Linked DNA regions of Homo sapiens: regions 1 and 2 are each linked to region 3. The links are chromatin contacts, found by Hi-C in ENCODE. All regions are on one chromosome and are shown on one strand. Each heading gives the region's core, a stretch centred on a gene start or an enhancer-like site at or near the end of the contact. The rest is flanking DNA. Distances are from core to core; before and after follow the strand shown.

Region 1 (4,792 bases), core at 1,871-4,370, 8.4 Mb after region 3:
GGGGGAGGTTGCAGTGAGCCGAGATCGCACCATTGCACTCCAGCCTGGGCAACAAGGTCGAAACTCTGTCTTAAAAAAAAAAAAAAACCCAAAACACTAAGATAGGAAAGAGGAAGAATTAAGATATACATGTAAGGTGATCAGGAGACACTAACAAGTTAATTTTCTCAGATGCAGTGTGAGTATAAAAATTAGAAAATTTGAGCAAGTAGGTGGATTAGATCAAAGTGATACTGTGTTTTGAAGGTCATCAGCAAAGCATTAATCAGTTAATAATGTAACAGGAATGATTTGAAAGGTTTAGTGTAACAGTAATTGAGTAGATAAGCTATAGTTCAAAAATATATTTTTAATGTAAATGGGTAATTTGAAATTTTGTTACACAAATGCACAGTTCAAAAGTACTATAATCTCTCATTGTTAGATGTTGCTATTCAGGTTTATAAGTTATAGCTTGTAGTACTGTGTAAAGATAGGCACCATGCTTACAAGATCAGAATTCAGCTTGAGGCTGTGTGAGTTTACGACAACACTGTAGTGTGCCACTGTACTTCTCTACCTTCTGTATCGCCGTATGGAATTACTACACAAAATTAGCACTAAGAAACCTAAATTTCCTTACAGTAGAAATAAGCTTATATGAATAATTCTCTTATAGAAATTAAACTATCTGCTGCAGTTGTCAGCAGGGTTTAATTTTTAGCATAAGCTGAGGCCATCAGTTTCTTAGCAGTCCTATTCTTAAATAATCATTTCTGTTTAAGAGATCATTTTACTGAACAATTTCAAAGCACTAAATATCTTCGAGATTGAAAAAATAAGCACCTATAGATGGAGCAGAAACTAAAGAAGAACAATTTAAGGAAAAAGACAGTCCTTAACTATGCACGCATCCTATGAATTATCCATGCTTTCAGCTGGTTTCCTTTTACTGCACTGTCTAAAACTCCATATTTAAAAGGGTTTGATACAGCAGAGTTAGAATGTGGTCAATGAAATCTGGAGCTTGTCAATGGGTTTCAATAACTGATGCCACTTTTAGCTCTGCTAACATAGTAGAGATTATAGACAGAATTCTCTTGGCCAACTCCTATCATGGGATAAAACTCCTCCCACACCAGTTTCTAAAGGTAATGTAACTTGCTTCTATTGGTTTAAAATTATTAAATAATAAATACGTTTCTCAGCTAGTCAAAAGATATGTCCAGGCTCTTCTCACAAGTTCAATGTTAGGTGCTGTGGGTGCAAACAGTAATTTAGTAATTGTCACTGTTATTATAGTAATCCTAATAATCCCTTATTCACATAATTCTTCATTTTTTAAAAGTATTCCATATTAATTTTCTTATTTGAGATTCTGAATATTACTCTCCAAGTAATACTGCCCCATTTTACAGATAAGGCAATTCAAAAAACGTTTAAGTGACTTGCCCTAAGTCACAGGCACTAGAGAAACTATTACATGCAAGATAAACCTGGTCCCTTCATTTATGACACTCCATTCATAGTGGGACATTCAGACGAGTTGTGGGCAACTGCAACATGGTTAAGTGTTGAGCTACAGCATACAACGTACATGGCATGGAGAACAGTCTTGGCGGGAGAGGGGTCAGGGAAGTCTTCCCAAAAGAAACAAAGTGTCATTTCAGACTTCATTGTGTTGGCCCTGGGGAAGAACATTCACTTCTACTAAATTCACTTATTCTGTTCTCAGAATCTTCCAAGTTGATTTTGTACTTGATAGAGCACAACTTAGAAGGTCAATTAACTTTACCTCTAGGCCAGTGTTTCACTCACCGTAATTTCTCTAGCAACTTCATCAGTCACCTGGGGTCTTGTTAAAAATACAGAGGAGGGGGCGGAGGGAGGGCAGGGGCCACCCTGGACTTAACTTTTTCTAAATCTCTTGGGGGTGAGGTTGGGGAAAATTGCTGCTTTAAGCATGAACACTTTCGGGATTTTGAAGTCAAACAGCAAATTAAAAGGGGTATTTTTGGTAGTGGCTCTTAAATTCCAGCATCAATACAGCCTTTTTTTTTTTTTAATAGGGGTGTATTTGGGGGGTAGGGATAGCAATTTTATATAACTGGGATTGGGTGCTATAAAACAGGCTGTTAGCCTCCAGCCCTCACCTGCAAGGTGGCTGGCTTAAGGTAGGTACTTGATAAATGTGGATTTATTTAACAGAGGAACACTTGTATTCATAACCTCCAAGAGTTTCGAAAGTCTTTCTGCTCCAATCTTCCAGTGTCTAGCCAGCAGCATTGCTGCAGAGTGGAACAGCTAGGGTGCGTGGAGTTTGCAGAATGAGTTCAAACCTCCAGACTTATCAGTTAGCAGTAAGAACAAGTTCCTTAATCTGCCTCCACCTATAAAGAAGGAGTACAATTGCCACTTACCTCCTAGAGTTGTTGAGAGTCTTAAATGAGATTAAATATTATAAATAGATTATCAATGGAATATATTATAAATGCAAGTGCTTAGAACTGTACCTTATAAATGAGCTCCACAGATGCTTATTAAAACCCGAGCGGTGCCCTCTCCCCTTAACATCCGTAATAGGCCCCCTTACACCTCATACCCATTACGAGTCAAAATAATAATAATAATAATAAATAAGTGAACAAACGACAAACGAGAAAACTAGGCTACCAGGCACTGGGGCGATGGGCCACAGCCCGGCGGGGTAGTGGGCCCGGAAGGGGCGCGGGAGTGGGCTCTCCCCGCCGGGCTCGCGGCACGTGGTCGGCTTGGGCGGGAGCTTCGCGACAGTGGGGGAGGGGAGCAGCGTGGGACGCCGAGGAGGGGTCCAGACCGCCAAGGCTACGAGGCGCCGACTGCGCAGGCTCGGGGACAGGCGCAACCACTGCGCGCAGACCTGAGGGGGAGAACGTCCACCCGGCTGCACGCTCCCTGGATCTACTTGCGCAGCGAAAGCTTGTCTTCTTCCTCATTTTAACACTGTGTATGGCGCCGCCTTGCGCAGGTTGTTCACCCTAACAGGGCCTCTAACCTCGAGCCCGAAACGGCCTCCTTCTCCAGCCGTGCCCCTTCCTCCCCCGTGGAGGCCGCAGTGGATGCGCTCACCTCCCTGCGGCCTCCTGAGGTGGTTTGGTGGCCCCCTCCTCGCGAGTTGGTGCCGCTGCCACCTCCGATTCCGAGCTTTCGGCACCTCTGCCGGGTGGTACCGAGCCTTCCCGGCGCCCCCTCCTCTCCTCCCACCGGCCTGCCCTTCCCCGCGGGACTATCGCCCCCACGTTTCCCTCAGCCCTTTTCTCTCCCGGCCGAGCCGCGGCGGCAGCAGCAGCAGCAGCAGCAGCAGGAGGAGGAGCCCGGTGGCGGCGGTGGCCGGGGAGCCCATGGCGTACAGTCAAGGAGGCGGCAAAAAAAAAGTCTGCTACTACTACGACGGTGAGCGGCCGGGCCGGTGTCGGGGTGGGCGCGCGGGGCCGGGCGCTGGGTTCCGCGGCTGCCGTCGCGAGTGGGCGCCGGGGCTGAGGGGTGGGAAGGAGGAGGGACCGACATTTGGCCGCATCTTAACCCGTTCCCGGCCCGGCACAGTTAGAACGAGACCCTCTTCCTGGCGCAGCCCCCGCGGTTCCTGCGGGCGGGAATCAGGGGGCCCGCCCGTCTTGTCTCCTGCCTCTCCCCCTTCGGCCGTGCAGTCCGCAGCCTCGAAGGTGGCCGCCGCTGGGGACGGCGCCGGCCTACCCCGCCTTGGTGGTGGCGGCGGCGAAGGGGGCGGCCCATTCTCTCCCTTCTCCCGCCCACCATTCGTGGCAACGCAGGTTTGGGGTGCCCCGCGTCGGCCTCCTACCCCCTCGACCCGTCCCCCGCGAGGCAAAATTTCTATCCCGGCCTTGACTCTACACAAAGCCCCGCGGCCGCGAGAGCTCCGCCCCTCCCGTCCCCTTCCCTCCTCCTCGCCTGCTCGCCTCCCCTACCCTGCGTTCGGTCTGGCCGGAGCGTCTTCTCCTTCCTCGGCTTACCCTTTCCCCGGACCCCTCCTCCCGGTGGGCGCTGGAGAGTAGTTACTGAGGGTGGGGGCTCAGGTCGCGTGTGGCTTTATCACACCCATGTTTTGCGTGGGCTCCAACCCTCTCCTTTGTTCGCTGGGTTCTTTGAGCGCGTCTTTCTCAGGATTCAAATGGAAGGGCTTCACTTCCTCAATAATAGTTCGGGTTTTCCAGTTTCAGGCAGAAAGACTTCGTAGGAAATAAGAGGTGGTAGGGAGATGTGGAACTGCTACTGCTTGTGTTGTAGATCAGACTCCATGGGTCCTGGCTTGCCTCAGAGAGGTGGTTACCACCCACTTCTTTGTTGCTCTTTGTTCGATCAGGAAATAGACCCTGCTTTGGGGATTTAGAGAGCATTGGTATCTTGCAAAGGCTGTTCCTAGGTGGTGGGGAATCCTGGTATGGGAAAACTTTGAGAAGTGGGAGAAGTGCAGAAGTACTAAATATTCTAATGAGGTAAATTTGAGGTCACCGTGTAGTGAATTATAAAAGTCAGATAATTTAATTATCTTAAGCATTCTATAATTTGGAGTATGAGCAGTAACATTAAATCTTCGAATCCTGTTTCCTGTGTTTTCTTGCTCAATGGAGTAGTAACCTGTTATACAGATTTCACAAAGGCTTGGTAAATAGTTTATAGTAGGTTACTCTTGAGAGAAGGGATTCCAAAATTTAACAGAGAATCTATCCTAGGCTCCTTCTCCTGAAAGTCCTGTCTGATTTGTAGGAAGCAATACAAATTTTGGAAGCTGTTTCCTACATGTGGTGTATTGTAA
Region 2 (4,414 bases), core at 1,365-3,864, 5.7 Mb after region 3:
CTACTCAATTCTCCTTCCTTGGTGCCCTACAATAAATGCCTCAACTTTCTCTTGCTGCTATCCCAGTGTCAGTGTTTGGCTGTGCTGTGCTGGGCAAGCAGACCCCAGCTGCTGTGCTGGGCAAGCAGAAACCCATACAAGTCAAGACAGTATGACTTGACTTGGTTTTTGTTGACATCGGTTCTGAGTTAAGTTCGTTATTAATCATTCATCTTTTTTTAGCTTTCAAAGTTTTGTAAAATCTCATTAGCTGTTAGTAGTATTATTTTTATTTTCCTGCTATCATTTTAATAGATTTTGAGAGGCAGAGAAATATAAATTTACATGTTTAATCTTCCATGTTTGTCCACAAATTTCCAGAACGATTTTTTTTTTTGAGACAGGTTCTCATTCTGTCGCCCAGATTGGAGTGCAATGGTGCCATTATGGCTCACTGCAGCCTCAACCTCCTGGGGCTCAGGTGATCCTCCCACCTCAGTCTCCCGAGTAGCTAGAATTACAGGCCACATCACCACGCCCAGCTAATTTTTGTATTTTTTTGGTTGAGACGGGTTTCTCCATGTTGCCCAGGCTGGTCTGGAATTCCTGGGCTCATGCGATCTGCCCGCCTCTGCCTCCCAAAGTGTTGGGATTACAGGCGTGAGCCACCGCGCCTAGCCAATTTTTAAAAACATACTATTTATCATCAGATAACATCACCCTCCTATTTAAATACCTCACTAGTTTTCTACCAGGTCCTACATGATTTGGCCCCTGTCTACAACCCTAACCTCATCTTGTAATCATTTTTCTCCTTACCACATTATGCTCTGGTCAAAAAGTGTTCTTTTTGCTCCAGCCTTAGGCCTTCGTTCTTGTTATTTTATCTGTCTGAAATGCTATTTCCCCTGTTGGTGTAAGGTTTGTTCATCAGCACACTCAACCCTTCATCAAGACCTTTTCTAAACATTCGTATCTCTATAATCCAGTTTTCTTTTCTTTCTTTCTTTCTTTTTTTTTTTTTTTTTTTGAGACTCAGTCTCAAAAATCTATTGCTCTGTCACTCAGGCTGGAGTGTAGTGGCACGATCTCAGCTCGCTGCAACCTACGCCTCCCGGGTTCAAGCAATTCTCCTGCCTCAGCCTCCCGAGTAGCTGGGATTACAGGCACCTGCCACCACGCCCAGCTAATTTTTGTATTTCTAGTAGAGACGGGCTTTCACCATGTTGGCCAGGCTGGTCTTGAACTCCTGACCTCAAATGATCTGCCCGCCTCGGCCTCCCAAAGTGCTGGGATTACATATGTGAGCCACTGAGCCTGGCCAATCCAGTTTTATTTTCTTCATAGCACTTATCATGATCAGTTAATTTACTTTTTATTTCCTCTACCTCACCAGCATGTAAGCCTCAAAAATCCTGAATTTTGTGTATTTTGATTACTGCTGCAGCTCCTGTTGCAAGCAAAACGCCTTTCTAATAGACACTCTTTAAATATTTGTTGAATGAAATAAAGCCTGAATGACAAGATATTTGTGATTTTGGGCTAACATGGTGGCTCACACTTTGGGAGGCCGAGATGGGAGGATCATTTGAGGCCAGGAGTTCGAGGCTGCGGTGAGCTATTTTAGCCACTGTGCTCTGGCCTGGGTGACAGAAAGAGTCCTCCTCTCTAAAAATACATACATACGGCCGGGCACGGTGGCTCACGCTTGTAATCCCAGCACTTTGGGAGGCCGAGGGGGGCGGATCACGAGGTCAGGAGATCGAGACCATCCGGGATAACACGGTGAAACCCCATCTCTACTAAAAATACAAAAAATTAGTCAGACGTGGTGGCGGGCGCCTGTAGTCCCAGCTACTTGGGAGGCTGAGGCAGGAGAATGGCGTGAACCCGGGAGGCGGAGCTTGCAGTGAGCAGAGATGGCACCACTGCACTCCAGCCTGGGCGACAGAGCAAGACTCCGTCTCAAAAAATATATATATATACATACATACATACATACAAACCAAGATATTTGTTATCTTGTAACCTTGAGGAAAGAACCTGGTATCCTTTACCTTCGGTGCATAGCTGGGAGCTTGATACCTAGCAGCATTATAAACCCTTTATTGATACTAAAATAGAGTGCTACTCAGCAGGCCCTAGTGTAGACTGCTATTTGCCCCAGGACCTGCCCTGTGAACTCATTCAGATTAAGTATGAATGACCTCAGAGCCCGGTTTTCTCTCCTAGCAATTGAGTGGCAGGAAACTCGATGGGAGAAGGAAAAACTCGGAAATGGGAGGAATGCAAAAATGACTACATCTCTCAGGAGATCGAGACCATCCTGGCTAACACGGTGAAACCCCGTCTCTACTAAAAATACAAAAAATTAGCCAGGCATGGTGGCGGGCGCCTGTAGTCCCAGCTACTCGGGAGGCTGAGGCAGGAGAATGGCGTGAACCCGGGAGGCGGAGCTTGCAGTGAGCCGAGATCGCGCACTGCCCTCCAGCCTGGGCAGCAGAGCGAGACTCCGTCTCAAAAAAAAAAAAAAAAAAAAAAGACTACATCTCCCAGAATGCACTGCATAGAGACCGGCGTGGAGCGGCGCATTCTGGGATTACTTCTTTTCCGTGGGAGTAAGGAAGTGCTTTTGAATGAGGTACTGAGGGCCAAGGTGTTGGAAGTTCCTAATTCTTTCCTCGGTTAACTGTGAAACTCTGCGTATTGGGAAGGCCTGGCCTCAGTCATCAGGCCAGGAGAGGTACTGGACGCCGCGCACGCACTCGTCTGCCAGCGAGGCCCAAAGGGGAAGCCTAGCGGAGCTCAGTGTGGCAGCTGCTGGCCTCTGGGCCGGTAAGAATTGATGGTCCCCTCCCTTATTCCCCAGGCCCAAAGCTTTGACCCAGTTAGTGCCTGCTAGTTTCGTGTGCCTGGCTTGTGCCTTTGGCGCGGAACGTTTGGGAGACTCGGCCTTGCGGTCTTCTGACCTCACCCACCACGTACCTAGCTTGGCACTGGGTCCTTCATGCCTCTCACTCGCTTCCTCTGAGGCACCTGGGTACTCTCTTGTCTCTTACCCGCTTAATCTGAGTCCATGTCCAAGTTCATCATTCTGTGTCTGACCGTGTCCCAGCCACCGGAAGAGAAGAAACTCCGGGTGTGACATTAATCCCACTGGGGGCTCGGGAGAACTGCCTTCTAAAATCAGAGACTGTATCCATTTGTCTGGAGAGAAATGAAAAAAATAAGGACAATGTAGGGAGGTATTTTAAAGGTAAATTTATTTAAATGAAGTGATAGTGTCATTACTTTTCCTGTTTGATTTTAAATAGTCTTTAGCTGAACGATGACCTGTAGTAGGAAGGTGGTGGCGAAGTGATTGCTTTTTTTAAAATTATTTTTTTAACACTTTTATGTCAGTAGTCAGTACTTTATTTGTCCATAAAATCCAAAAATAACTACCTTTGGATTTTACAGTAGTCTTTGACTGAACCTCAGAGAGATGAGATTCCTTACCCAAAATGATGAATCTGAAATTATTACCCAGTTCTCTTGACTCTGGAATAAGTGCTTTTTTCTACTATACCACTTCTGCTTTTATTCTTGGGGCTGAGAGTACAGGCTGTGGAGCACGACGGGGTTGGCATTTTGGCTTCCACCTTTTTCTGCTTGTGGTGACCTGTCTGAGCCAGAATTTCTTTATGTGTAGAGCGATAATAATAGTACTTAAATTACAATAATAGCACTTAAATAGCACTTGATACATGTAAGACTCTAAGTTTACAGTGTTAAACTCTACTTGTAAGATGTGTTTATTTACCTCCTCAATATAATCAGCTTCAGTATTCAGTATTTAGATATATCAGTTGATAAATAGGTTTCTTCTCTTCATTTTTTTCTTACCTGATTTATCTTACCTGGACAATTTTTTAAACGTTATTTTTTCTCCACCTTGGGCCAGAGACATTTTTTGAAATATTTTATTTTTAAAATTACTTGTATTCATTATTATTGCCTTTTTTTAAAAAAAAATAAATGAAATTTTGGTTGATATTTATAAATAAGTTTTTGTATTTGAGGAACAGTAAGTACATTGAAAACTTCTTCATCAAAATAATCCAGCGTTAAAGACCAAGTAATTGTCTCAAATCATTTTATGAAACACATTTTTTCTTCAAATCTTTGAAACCTAATGTTATGTTCTTTTCTAGCTACTTGTCAATACCATGCTTTCCTGTAATATTTGTGGTGAAACAGTAACCTCAGAACCAGACATGAAAGCTCACCTAATTGTTCACATGGAAAGTGAAATTATATGTCCATTTTGCAAGTTGTCAGGTGTGAATTATGATGAAATGTGTTTTCATATCGAAACAGCTCATTTTGAGCAGAATACACTTGAAAGAAACTTTGAGAGGATAAATACAGTACAATATGGAACTTCAGATAACAA
Region 3 (4,558 bases), core at 1,040-3,539:
TAGGGTCTTATCTCCAATCTTGGCGAGCTGTATAATTATGGATAAATAATCTCACCTGTCCAAGCCTCAAATCCTCATCTATACAATGATAAGGCTAACCTAGATGATCTCTAAGAGTCATTTCAAATATAATTTTATCTTCATCATTCCTACCACTCCATTACATTTTCGAGGGATCTCATTTATTCATCAAACAATTATTAAACACCTAGTGTGTCTCTGGCACAGTGATCTCACTGAGCTTACATTTTGATTGTCCCACTGGCATATTAGAAAATTGGTTAACACATAAGCTTAAAGTTAATAATGGGATTAAAAAATGGTTAAGTGGCTTGTTTATTTGGCTTAGAACTCATAGAATGATGCATTTACGGATCAGTACGAAACTCTCCACATTTGACAGTACTCAGAAAATAAGAATGTTATTAAAACACTGTTGCTAATCAGAATTTAATAGGCCTACCACTGACATGATACTCTGATTAAAAGCAACTGCCAATATATATAGCCCCTATTTCTGGCCCATAAAAGACAAAAAGGTATGATAAAGTCAGCTTTCGTGGGGAGAGAATCTCAGTCCAATCTCTAACACGAATACGTGTCTGAGTAACAGTCTGTACTGATCCTTCTTGTCAACTTTTAATCCTTCTAACTGATGAAAAGCATGAGACATGTGTTTATTTTAAGTACATGCTAGTGGCTGGCTTTCTTATTTTCACCTAGCTTTGTACAATTGTACAGAATTCATTAAATGCTTAATAGAAACACTCACGCCCCCCTACTCAACTCCAAGCAGGGAGTGGGGCTAAAAGGATAACTCAGTTGCTCATAAAGAACACACAAAAATTAAATCCTAGAAGGAAGTCGGAAAAAAGAACAAATAATAACACAAGGCAAACTATGGTATTACAGAAGTCAAAACTTCAGGGTCTTAATATGGTGCTCACTCCCTGTTAAGACAAAAGTAAATAAAACTAAGAGTTCCTATAATAGGAGAACAGGAAAGAAAGGAGGACGGGAGATAACATTTACTCAGCACTTAACAGGTGCCAGGCACTATGCAGGTAGTTTTCACTTATTCTTCTCAAGAACTACACATATGAAAATATGCCTCAATAGGTGATCATCTACAATAAGAGTTAACCACTTTCCTTCATAAAAATGATTCCAACAGCCTAGGAGTGTATTCTAATGCACATGCACTGTGGATGTAAATAATCATTCTGCCTAAAATCTTGTATTTGGGACTGATATAGGTCTTGGGTCACCTAGGCAACCCATCCATCTTATGAAAGATTTAACTTAGGCCAGACAAGATAAAGGGCTGGACTAAGGTCATGCTTGTTTAGAAGCAGAGTTGAGATCAAACCAATAATCAACACATCGATATGCCCCTCTGCTGGTAACTGTTCAGCGAAATTTAGTAACTACTAAGTTACCACCTATTAGTACTTTATTAAAACAATCCTAATAATCCCATTATACAAATAGCACAGAATCTCAAAAGAATAATTTGTTAATTTCTATATATTTTTAAAACCAACTGATAAGCAGTAACCTGCGTTTGAACGTATGTCTATTGCCCTGACTGCTCTCCACATAAAGATGCCAGATGCAAAGCAATGTTGGGGGAACTGGGGGTGATCGGTCGCTGAGGTAAAGATCGCCTCCTATAAAGCCCCACGTTGATGATCCTGGCCCTGGGCTCCCTGTCCCCTCCGCGATTTGTAACCCCTGAGCCGGGCGGGAGGACGGAGGATGAGTGTGCAGTAAAGAGGCTCCCGCGCCCTCGGCTCGCCGATTCCCCTCGCGACGCCGGGCCGGTTCCGAACGCGGACCGGACCGTTAAGGGGCTGCCTGGGCCGCTACGCCCCGCGCGGGCCGCCCCTCCCCCACCGCGGCCTGAGGAGAGCGGCGCTGCCGGCCGGGCCCCCGCGGCTCCCCGAGCGAACAATACAGGGGGTCCCCCGCGAGGCTGAACGCCAAGGCCCCGCACCGCGGGCCTCGCAGACAGCGTCGAGCCGCAAGGCCGCGAGAGACCACCCCGCAGGAGAGCGAGTGAGGAGGCGGTTATTCAGGGGGTTCAGAGGCCGCCGTGGCCTGACCGTACCTGGCTCCAGGTGATGAACTCGTTAGTGTGGGTTTCCTCCACAAGCGTCCACAGCTTGCTGAGGAAAGCCGGCACGTTCGAACTCTGCTTCATTGTTAACGCGGCGCAGGGATTCCAAATTCTACACCCGAACGCGGTGGTAGCGGCGGCGGCAGCTACGGCAGCAGCTCCCCGAGAACGCCCACAACGCAGGCGCAGCAGATCTTGGTCCCCGCCCCCCCAACCCCGCCAGGCGCGCGGCAAGGCCGAGAGGCCGGGCGGCCGCACGTGACGGACAAGTCTCCGCGCTCCGCCTGTGCGCGCAGTGGTTCCGCGCCTGTCCCGTCCCTGGCCAATCCCAGGAGCCGACTGCACGACAGAGAAAAGCGATTGGCTGCTGCTGACATGAAGGGGGTGGGAGCAGAAGGGGGTGGGAGCAGAAGGGGGCGCTGCCTCCTCATTTGCCTTTTATACAGAAGCCTTGATGGTAGCAGACTTAGGCTTGGGAGACCGTGTTTGGATGTTTCACGTGGAAACAGCTTATGGTTTCTGGGCTGTGGCTGGGAGGCTACAGAAACCCTTCAGGGCCTTTGAGTCATAAGTTTGGCAGGCAAAGTGTGGTTTGCACCAGTTTAGAGAAAGGATCCATTTGCATAAGGAAAAAACCAGCTCTCAAGCATGATGTGCTAGGCCCCAAATTGAAATTGTCTTAAAAATAATGAAACTTGTTCTTACATTTTCATTGGGAGAAAAAGCCCTCTTTAAAATATGTTTATCAAAAAGAGCAGTTTAAATAACTCACTCTCGATTACTTAAAACTGTAAACCAGGAACTGCAATTGATATATCATGTGCTGTTTTTAATCCAGTCATCAAGTGCCTACTCTGTACCCAGAATAAAAAGAAATAGACTCATTTGTACTATTTTAGTTAATTAAAATAGTTTTTCCTGCGTATACTTTACAGATATAGTCTTTTTTGCCTAAGAGATTGGTATAGTGGAAAAAACAATGGAAAAGGAGTCAGTAGATCTCAGTTTAGATAAAGCCTCTTGGACATTTTTCTGTATATTAAAATACACTGGTTCTGTCATTTAGAACAATTCCTTAGCCACCAGTGCCAGTTTTTTCCATTTCTTGACTGGGAATAAGATCTATCTTTTTACCCACTAAGAGTGTCTTTAATACTATAATGGCTGTGCAAATGCTTTGAAAATATGAAGTCTACAAAATTCGACTTTTTTTTTTTACAAAAGTCAGCATGTGAAGGCAAAAACTTACAAACAAGTCAGAGATAACATACAAAACTTCAACATAGGATTGGTTTACTTCTTGGGTGAATGTAAAATAGTACATTAAATATATATCTATCATTTAATGGAAGATATATGTATATCTCTTCCAATGAGCAAGTATTTAGTGAATGCTGCCTTTGTGCTCAGCACTGGGATGTTGGCTGAAGCAAAATCAGATATATGGAGGCATGCATGTGATAGAGGAAGTAATATTTGATGAGCCCTTATATATGCCAAGGGCTTTACATATATTATTGAATCCTCACAACAACCCAATGAACTAGGTTTTATTATCCCATTTTCCCAGAGAAGATTCTGAGACTCAAAAGTTGATTAATTTCTTCAGTCACAGCAAGTAAATGGGAGAGTATTTACACCCAAGCTTTATTGAGCTCAAAAGTATGTGCCCTTTCCATTGTACAATGATGACACTGTTTCAAAGCTCAAGATGCTTATATTCAAACTCAAGAAACAATATGACCACAGTGATCAGCACTCAATATATACAAAAAGAGCTAAATGTTTTGTATAAAATAAGTACTAGATAAGTTTAAAAAGACAGATTAGTAGGTTAAGGTGGTAAGGAAGGATTTCATGGCAGATAGGGACCTTAAGTTGGGTCTTGAGGTACAAATATATTTGAATAGCTAAAAGGAAGACAACAGAATGAGCAAAAACCAGGAAGCTAATGATCATGTCTGTCTATGGAGGGCAACAGCTCAGGAGGTAAGAATGGCAGTGTCTAAGGAGGAAATGTGGCCTACTTTCATGGCATTATATTATTTTCTTCTAAAAAAAGAAGGTGTGATTAGATAGAAGCAGAAACTTGTCTTTGGACATTCAAAGGCTGGGCATTCATAGGGCTGGGCTTAGTGGGGTGCCATACTTAGTTTAATGCTCTGTTCTCATCCTCTTGAAATTCTCAGTTTTTGAACAAGGGACTGTACATTTTCATTTTGCAATGGATCTTGCAAATTGTGTAGCTGATTCTGTTTCCAATGTATGGCATCTTATAGACCGTAAGTTTGAAACAAATGGTTCTCAAACTTAAGCATGCGTCTGAATCACTTGGAGAGGGAAGCCTTCCAGTAAGCAAATGAGCAATATCACTTATCAGGTAGTATTTGTAATACTTATAAGGGCAGTGACAAGGATAAGTTATTAACCAGATAAGAA

What was found. A loop is a pair of places that touch in the nucleus more often than their neighbours do. Pooled maps may share reads with other maps.
Region 1: a loop to region 3 is called in a pooled map, with 5 times the contacts of the local background. The contact joins the promoter of HDAC2 here to the promoter of HSF2 in region 3. A Hi-C loop is called at or near these places in 7 of 50 pooled maps.
Region 2: a loop to region 3 is called in a pooled map, with 7 times the contacts of the local background. The contact joins the promoter of ZUP1 here to the promoter of HSF2 in region 3. A Hi-C loop is called at or near these places in 5 of 50 pooled maps.

Annotation. Positions count from the first base shown.
Region 1 is chr6:113,969,476-113,974,267 of GRCh38, reverse strand. HDAC2 (histone deacetylase 2) reads left to right here and starts at 3,120. Exons shown (of 14, transcript NM_001527.4): 1 at 3,120-3,411. The coding sequence starts at 3,360. It overlaps HDAC2-AS2 (HDAC2 and HS3ST5 antisense RNA 2), which reads right to left and starts at 4,567. Exons shown (of 10, transcript NR_125845.1): 1 at 3,990-4,567. RefSeq lists silencers at 2,610-2,789, 2,765-3,208, 3,150-3,449, 3,660-3,979 and an enhancer at 2,625-3,603.
Region 2 is chr6:116,666,966-116,671,379 of GRCh38, reverse strand. ZUP1 (zinc finger containing ubiquitin peptidase 1) reads left to right here and starts at 2,614. Exons shown (of 10, transcript NM_145062.3): 1 at 2,614-2,814; 2 at 4,173-4,414. The coding sequence starts at 4,188. RefSeq lists an enhancer at 2,590-2,779 and a silencer at 3,541-3,690.
Region 3 is chr6:122,397,383-122,401,940 of GRCh38, reverse strand. HSF2 (heat shock transcription factor 2) reads right to left here and starts at 2,289. Exons shown (of 13, transcript NM_004506.4): 1 at 2,111-2,289. The coding sequence starts at 2,203. RefSeq lists silencers at 1,844-1,963, 2,234-2,553 and an enhancer at 1,494-1,993.